Regions from separate parts of the Homo sapiens genome. Here region 1 is linked to region 2. A link is a contact called in ENCODE Hi-C data. All regions are on one chromosome and are shown on one strand. The core of a region is the stretch at or near the end of the contact, and the rest is flanking DNA. Distances in the headings are between cores, read along the strand shown.

Region 1 (3,908 bases), core at 85-2,584, 210 kb before region 2:
GGTTATTGCCTGGAGTAGTAGACTTATGTGTAATTTTTTTCTTTTTTTGCTTGTCTACAGCTTCCAACTTTTTCTATATTAAACATAAAAGAAAAATAAGTTACATCCCATATGTGTATTTTTTTACTCTTTCTGATTTCAAAAAGAATTCTGAAAAAAATTCTTTAAAGAAAAAGCAACAAGTACACAAAGATTCCTTTCAAAGTGAGGGCAGTTAGAGACAAGGGCAAGAAGAAGAGCAACATAACCTCAAGAAGCCAAAGGTTAAAACTCACCAGCATGCAAGTGCCAGTGTCATATTTATTGGCTGGAGGGAGGAACACAATTGGCTCTAAGTTTACTGGCTTCCATAGAACATTCCTCCCCATCCTCTTCACCTCACCCCCACCAGCCTTAATTAAGTTTTGTTTAGGGAAAGATGAGAATATTTTTCAGCATTCCCTGAACTCACTCCCACATGAGATCACATGGTTCCTGAAATGTGTTCAGGGAGAAGGAGCTAGCTGCAAACACAACCAATAGAGCCCTAACTATACTAACCCACTGACTCCAGGGGAAAGTGTGTCTGCATACACCAGCTCAGAACCCCCAAAATGGCATTGCTTTAATTTCCTAAAGATGCCTCTCTGTGTGCAATTCACTGCTTATGAAGGCAGTGGCAAAGGACATTCAGTCCATGACAAGACCATATCTGGGAGCTTCTAGGGCCATTTCAAGGCCAAGGCACACTTTAATGGAGAGGTCCCAGAAACAGTGCTTACCATAAGCTGTCATGACTCCAGCGTATGGCCCATCCACCACATTCCTGTTTTCTTCTGCCAGTGCCTTGATGTACCTTTTGCTGAGGTCCAGGATCTGCTCGCGCAGCATGGAGCTGCTTTCAGGCTGAGTTCGCTGCTGGATGGTAAAGTGCAGAAGCATCATACCCCAAATGAAGCCAAAAGTCACCAGGAAAAAGCCCAGCTTCTGAGAGGACAACTTCCACGGAGTGAAGAGAGCCATTGCTCTCTGGCAACTTCACCTGTCCTTGGCTCTTAACGCGTAGAAGATAGACACAAATTCATGGTGTAGGTTGAGTGTGAGAGTCTGCTGGTCTCACTCTGGCTCCTGTGTCAGCTGGTTGCCTTTCCTCACTTCCATTCTGCTGTGAAGGAGGAGAAGAATTAGCCAAGTGGTCATGGCACAATACAGCAAAATAAACCAGAAGCCATGTTTTCACTTGAATACCTCTAAGTAAAATGTCAACTCTTAAATTTGCTGGTTCAATATCTTATGATTCAGGAACTGTAAGCTGAGGGGAAATCTGGCTAGGCAACAAGAAGCTAAGCAATTATGAAGGGGGAAGTGTGCGTCTGCGTGTGTTAACAGGTGTAGTGGGGCTGTTCCAGCCTGGACCAAATTCAAAACAGGAAGTTTGTTTTGCAAGGTGGGGAGGAGACAGAAGGATATTTGGCGGAATGTCAGCAAAAACGGGGAGGGTGGAGTCATATCACCATCAGGCCCTTTTGTGTGCCTGTAACTTAAGCTTACAAAGTCATTATTATGTGCTTCTGGCAAGGACTAGAACATGCAACTGGTGAGGTGAGCAAGAAAGTGGATGCCCCCTTGGGGGTAACTAGACAAAGAAGAGGTAGATTGCTACATCTTATTTGAGCATGGCCAGCTTTCACCATCAGTGTTTAGTGATGAGATGGCTCTCTCAGGGCCACCAGGCAACCTCTCTAGGTGCACCAGCACAGAGAAGATATGCCAGAGGTACAAGCAGGGGTATTGCTTTCCCAGCTACATGAGGAAAAGGTACACCTCACTGCTCACTTGCATGCTGTAGCACAAGAAATGTGGAACACCTGGCAGGCAGATTTTCTGTGGTTCTCACTTTCACTCCCACCATGAGGCAAAATGAGACATTAAAAGGCAGAGTAGTTTCAATATTAATGCAGCCAGATCCTATCTAATGCCAGCACAGACCAGGCCACTCTTCTCAATCAGGGCTTCCCAACAAGTAGGACCTGAGCATAGGTTGCAAATGGTTACCAGCATGCCCACCCCTTCAGCCAGAGTCCTGGGCCCAATACCAGTCAGCTTACGAATAGCGCCATTTTCTAAGTGCCACTCAAGGGAGAGGCTGAGCAATGATCCGATCCCTTATAAGAGACTAACCCAGGCTGTACTTCAGAGTGTACATACATGCTTCAGTCAAAGGATTCTTCTTTGCAAGCGGCCCAAAAGAAAATGGTAGCAGGATCTTGAAGCAATTAGCTTTCAGAGCCCTGGATCACTGTTGGTCTGCCTCTTACTGTTTTCCCATTGCCTATCAACAGAGTAAAAATAAATTATAAATTCTAGCTATATCCCAGATATTGTGACATACCATCTTTTGTGGCTTTGCTCACTGAATCCTCAGAAGTTCTATATGGTAAGAAGTATGAATATTATCGTCTCTGTTTTATTAGAAACATGAGAAAATAAAGGTAAAAGGTGATTAACTTGGCAAAGGTCAGCCAGCTATGTGGCAGAGGACTGATCATCTAGGCATGGCCCAGGGGTTATTAAACCATGCCCCACCTTCCCTACATCATCCTCACTCCCCCAACAGCCTGTTTGTATATGGCAGAGAATGATATATATATGCTTAATGGGTCATGAAAAGCAATAAAAAATATGTAACAGATACTCTTTGTAGCCCAGAAGGCCTAAAATATTTACTATCTACCTCTTAACAGAGAAGGTTTGCCAACCTCTCAATTCTAGACCAGTGGTTCTCCAAATGTGGTCCCAAACTCAGTAACAGCAGCATCACCAGTGAGAAATGTGAATTCTCAGGCCCCACCCACACCCACTGAATCAGCAACTGAGGAGATGTGGTCCACAGCCTATCCTTTAACAAGCCTCGAGGTGATTCTGATGCACACTCATGTTTCAGAGCCCTTGACCAGGCAGCCTGATTCCAGACCCATACATTCCATCACTATTCAACACCCACCACAATGCCTATTAAAATGAGGCTCAACCTCTGTCTTGTACTATCATAACGTAAGTTCCTCTGCCCCATCACACCCCTCTCCCACTACGTACCTGCTGGTCTGCTCATTACCATAAACCCTGCACATGCTTCCTGAGAGGCTTCCCCTTCTTCACTCGGCTGCTCCTCCCACCCAGCTGGCACATGAGTGCTCTCTATTATGCTGACAATCAAACCCAGCCTGTTTGCCAGACCCCAGCTCTAGTCCCACCACCTGCCTCAGACCACTTTCCCCAGGGCTCCAGCCTGCAGTGTTCCTTTCCTAGTCTTACAACACTTCTCTGACAATGGAATACTATTCAACCAGAAAAAGAGAGAGAAATCCTGTCTTTTGCAGCAACAGGGATATACCCGAAGGACATTATGCTAAATGAAATAATCCAGGCACAGAAAGGCAACTACCGTACAATCTCACATGCAGAAGCTAAAAAGTTGCTATCATAGGAGATAACAGAACAGTGGTTACCAGGGGTGGGGAGGAGAGAGGGGGATGAGGAGGGAGTGGTCAATGGGTAAAAAGTTACATTTAGGAGGAATAAGTTCTGGTGTTCTATTGCACAGCAAGGTGACTATGGTTAATAATAACGTATATTTCTAAAAGAGACAATTTTAAGTGTTCTCACCACAAAAGTAATAATTATTTGGGGGTGATGTGCATGCTAACTATCCTAATTTGATCATTTCACAATGTATATGTGGATTGAATCTCACATGGTACTCCATTATTATGTATAATTATTGTATCAAATTTAAAAAAATTTTTAAAACAGGGAATAAAGGAGTATTATGAGTTAAAAACACCTGTCTACCTTGGATTGTTCAAAGTTTCTATGTGGGACTCTATGACATCCTTTAGGGAGCCCCTCCCCACACACACACCTTCTCA
Region 2 (4,283 bases), core at 617-3,116:
ATGATGTATAATTTTTTTATATATTGTTGGATTTGGTCTAGTAATATTTTGTTGAGGATTTTGCATCTATGTTGATGAGAAATACCTGTGATTTTCTTTTTTTGTAATGTTTTTGTCTGGTTTTGGTATTAGGGGGATGCTGGCCTCATAGAATGAGTTAGCAAGGATTCCCTCTACTTCTATCTGCTGAAAAAGATTGAAGAGAATTGCTATAATTTCTTCCTTAAGCATTTGATAGAATTCACCAGTGAACCTCTCTGGTCTCATGCTTTCTGTATTGGAAGATTATTAATTATTGATTGAATTTCTTTAATAGATATGGGCCTATTCTGTTTCTGCTTCTGTGAGTCTTGGCAGATTGCATCTTTCAAGGAATTAGTCTGTTTCATCTGGTTACCAAATTTGTGGGCATACAGTTATTCATAGTGTTGTTCATTATCTTTTAATGTCCATGGAATCTGTACCAATGTCTCTTATTTCATTTCTGATATTAATAATTTGTGTCCTTTCTTTTTTCTTAGTTAGCCTGGCTAGAGACTTACTAATTTTATCTGTCTTTTGAAAGAACCAAATTTTTGCTTCATAGATTTTCTCTGCTGATTTTCTGTTTTTCACTTCCTTTATTTTTGCTCTAATTTCTGTCATTGCTTTTCTTCTGACTACTTTTGATTTAATATGTTCTTCTTTTTCTAGTTTCCTAGTAAAAGATGATATTATTGATTTTATATTTTTTCTGTTGTAATATCTGTATTCAATGCTACAAATTTCTCTGTAAACACTGCTTTTATTGCATCCCACACATTTTGTTGCATATTAATTTTGAATTTGTTATAAACATTTTAAAATTTCTCTTGAGATTTACTTCTTGACCCATGTGTTATTTAGAAGTGTCTTGTTTATCTCCATCTAGTTTGTGATTGTTCTTTGTGTTGTTAATTTTTAGTTTAATTCCATTGTGTCTGAGAGCAGACATTGCATGATTTCTATTCTTTTAAAACTGTTGAAGTACGTTTTACAGTCCAGGATGTTGTCTATTTTGGTGGATGTTTCATATGAACTTGAGAAAAATGTGTATTTTACTGTTGTTGGATGAAATGTCTGTAGATGTTGATTATATTCAGCTGAGTGACAATGTTGTTGAGTGATAATGTTGTTGAGTTCAATTATGTTTTTCCTAATTTTCTGCCTGCTGGATTGATCCATTTCTGATAGAGGGGTGTTGAAATCTCCACCTATAATAATGGATTCATTTATTTCTCCTTGTAGTGGATCCATTTTTGGTTGGTGTATTTTTATGCTTCGTTGTTAGGTACATACATATTAAGGATTGTTATGTCCACTTGGAGAACTGACCCCTTTATCCTATGTAGTGCCTCTCTTTATCTCTGATAACTTTCCTTGCTTTGAAGACTACTTTGTCTGAAATTAATATAGCTACTAATGCTTTTCTGCTTGCTTTTGATTGATGTTAGCTTGGTGTATCTTTCTCCATCCATTTGTTTTAATCTATATGTAGCTGATATGGTTTGGCTCTGTGTCCCCACCCAAATCTCATGTTGAATTTCGATCCCCAATGTTGAGGGAGGGACCTGGTGGGAGGTGATTGGATCAAGCTGCAGATTTCCGCCTTGCTATTCTCATGATAGTGAGTGAGTTCTCATGAGATCTAGTTGTTTGAAAGTGTGTAGCACTTCCCCCTTCCCTCACTGTCTCTCCTGCTTCACCATGGTAAGACGTGTTTGCTTCCCCTTCCCCTTCTGCCATGATTGTAAGTTTCCTGAGGCCTCCCAGCCATGCGTCCTGTTCAGCCTGTGGAACTGTGAGTTAGTTAACCTCTTTTCTTCATAAACTACTCAGTCTCAGGTAGTTATTTATAGCAATGTGAGAACAGACTAATACAGAAATTGGTACCAGAGAAGTGGTCCATTGCTATAAAGATACTTGAAAATGTGGAAATGACTTTGGAACTGGGTTATGGGCAGAGGTTGGAACATTTTAGAGGGCTCAGAAGAAGTCAGGAAGATGAGGGAAGGTTTGGAACTTCCTAGACATTTTGAATGGTTGTGACCAAAATGCTGACAGTGATATGGACAATGAAGTTCAGGCTGAGGTTGTCTCAGATGGAGATGAGGAACTTATTGGGAACTGGAGTAAAGTTCACTCTTGCTATGCTTTAGCAAAGAGACTGGGAGTATTGTGACTCTGCTCTAGAGATCTGTGGAACTTTGAACTTGAGAGAGGTGAGTTAGGGTATCTGGCAGAAGAAATTTCTAAGCAGCAAAGCATTCAGGATGTGGTCTCGCTGCTTCTAAAAGCCTATTCTCATTTGCATAAGCAAAGAAATGAACTGAAACTAGAACTTATATTTACAAGGGAAGCAGAGAGTAAAAGTTTGGAAAATTTGCAGCTGACCATGTGGCAGAAAAGAAAAACCTATTTTCTGGGGAGGAATTCAAGTCTGCAAAAATTTGCATAAGTAAAGGAGAATCAAATGTTAATAGCCAAGATAGTGGTGAAAATGCCTCCAGGGCATTTCAGAGACCTTCACAGCAGCTCCTCCCATCACAGGCTTGGAGGCCCAGGGAGGAAAAATGGTTTTGTGGGCCAGGCTGAAGGCCCCACTGCTCTGTGCAGCCTCAGGACATAGCACCCTGTGTCCCAGCTGCTCCAGCTCCAGCTGTGGCTAAAAGGGGCAAAGGTACAGCTTGGGCTGCTACTTCAGAGGGTGTAAGTCCCAATCCTCAGTGACTTCCACATGGTATTGGGCCTGCAGGTGCACAGAAGGCAAGAGTTGAGGTTTTGGAGACTCCACCTAGATTTCAAGGAATGTGTGGAAACACCCAAATATCCAGGCAGAAGTCTTCTGCAGGGGTAGAGCCTTCATGGAGAACCTCTACTAGTGCAGTGCAGAGGGGAAATGTAGGGTTGGAGCCCCCACACCGAGTACTCACTGGGACACTGCCTAAAAGAGCTGTGAGAAGAGGGCCACCATCCTCCAGACTCCAGAAGAGTGGATCAACTGACAGCTTGCACCATGCACCTGGAAAAGCCTCAGGCACTCAACACCAGCCTGTGAAAGAAGCTGTGGGGGCTGTACCTTGCAGAGCCACAGGCACAGAAGTGCCCAAGTCCTTGGGAGCCCATCCCTTGCATCAGTGTGGCTTGGATGTGAGACATGGAGTCAAAGGAGATTATTTTGGAGCCTTAAGATTTAATGACTGCCTTGCTGGGTTTCAGATTTGCATGGGGCCTGTAGACCCTTTGTTTAGGTGGATTTCTCTCTTTTGGAAAGGTAATATTTACCAGTGCCTGCATCCTGTATTTGCCCATGCCTGCATCCTGTATTTACCCAATACCTCTACCCTCATTGTATCTTAGAAGTAACTAATTTGTTTTTGACTTTACAGGCTCATAGGCAGAAGGGACTTGCCTTGTCTCAAATGAGACTTTGGACTTGAACTTTGGAGTTAATGCAGGAATGAGTTAAGACACTGGGGGACTGTTGAAAAGGCATGATTATGTTTGAAATGTGAGAAGGACACAAGATTTGGGAGGGGCCAAAGGTGGAATGATGTAGTTTGGCTCTGTGGCCCCACCCAAATTTCATGTTGAATTATAATCCCCAGTGTTGAGGTAGGGACCTGGTAGGAAGTAATTGGATCATCGGGGTAGATTTGCCCCTTGCTCTTCTTGTGATAGTGACTTCTCATGAGAACTGGTTGTTTGAAAGTATGTAGCACTCCCCCCTTCCCTCACTCTCTCTCCTGCTCCACCATGGTAACATGTGCTTGCTTCCCCTTCTGCCATGACTGTAGATTTCCTGAGGCCTTGTCAGTTATGCCCCCTGTACAGCCTGTGGAACTGTGAGTCAACTAAACCTCTTTTCTTCGTAAACTACTCAGTCTCAGGTAGTTCTTTATAGCAGTGTGAGAATGGACAAGTACAGTAGACTTACATTTAAAATGAGTTTTTTTTGTAGAAAATATATAGTAGGGCCTTGTTTTTTCATCTACTCTGACAATCTTTCTCTCTCTATTTTTTTTTTTTTTTGAGACAGGACCTCACTCTGTCACCCAGGCTGGAGTGCAGTGGTGTGATCATGGCTCACTGAAGCCTCAACATTTCAGGCTCAGGTCATCCTTCCACTTCAGCCTCCTGAGTAGCTGGGACCACAGAGATGTGCCACTGTGCCCACCTACTTTAAAAATTTTGTAGAGATGGGGTCTCCATATGCTGCCCAGGCTGGTCTTAAACTCCTAGGCTCAAGCAATCCATCTGTCTTG

Evidence for each region. A loop is a pair of places that touch in the nucleus more often than their neighbours do. Pooled maps may share reads with other maps.
Region 1: a map with no recorded cell type shows a loop between it and region 2 (11-fold over the local background). The contact joins the promoter of MGAT5 here to the enhancer-like site in region 2. A Hi-C loop is called at or near these places in 5 of 37 single-sample maps with no recorded cell type and 3 of 50 pooled maps.

What each region holds. Positions count from the first base shown.
Region 1 is chr2:134,251,498-134,255,405 of GRCh38, reverse strand. MGAT5 (alpha-1,6-mannosylglycoprotein 6-beta-N-acetylglucosaminyltransferase) reads right to left here and starts at 1,334. Exons shown (of 16, transcript NM_002410.5): 1 at 762-1,334. The coding sequence starts at 1,002.
Region 2 is chr2:134,038,399-134,042,681 of GRCh38, reverse strand. No RefSeq gene overlaps it. Among named protein-coding and RNA genes, the nearest start is that of MIR3679, 87 kb to the left of the region's middle. Within about 2 kb of position 1,866, at least 3 of the 41 ENCODE cell types and tissues checked have a DNase peak (open chromatin) inside an H3K27ac peak, as active enhancers do.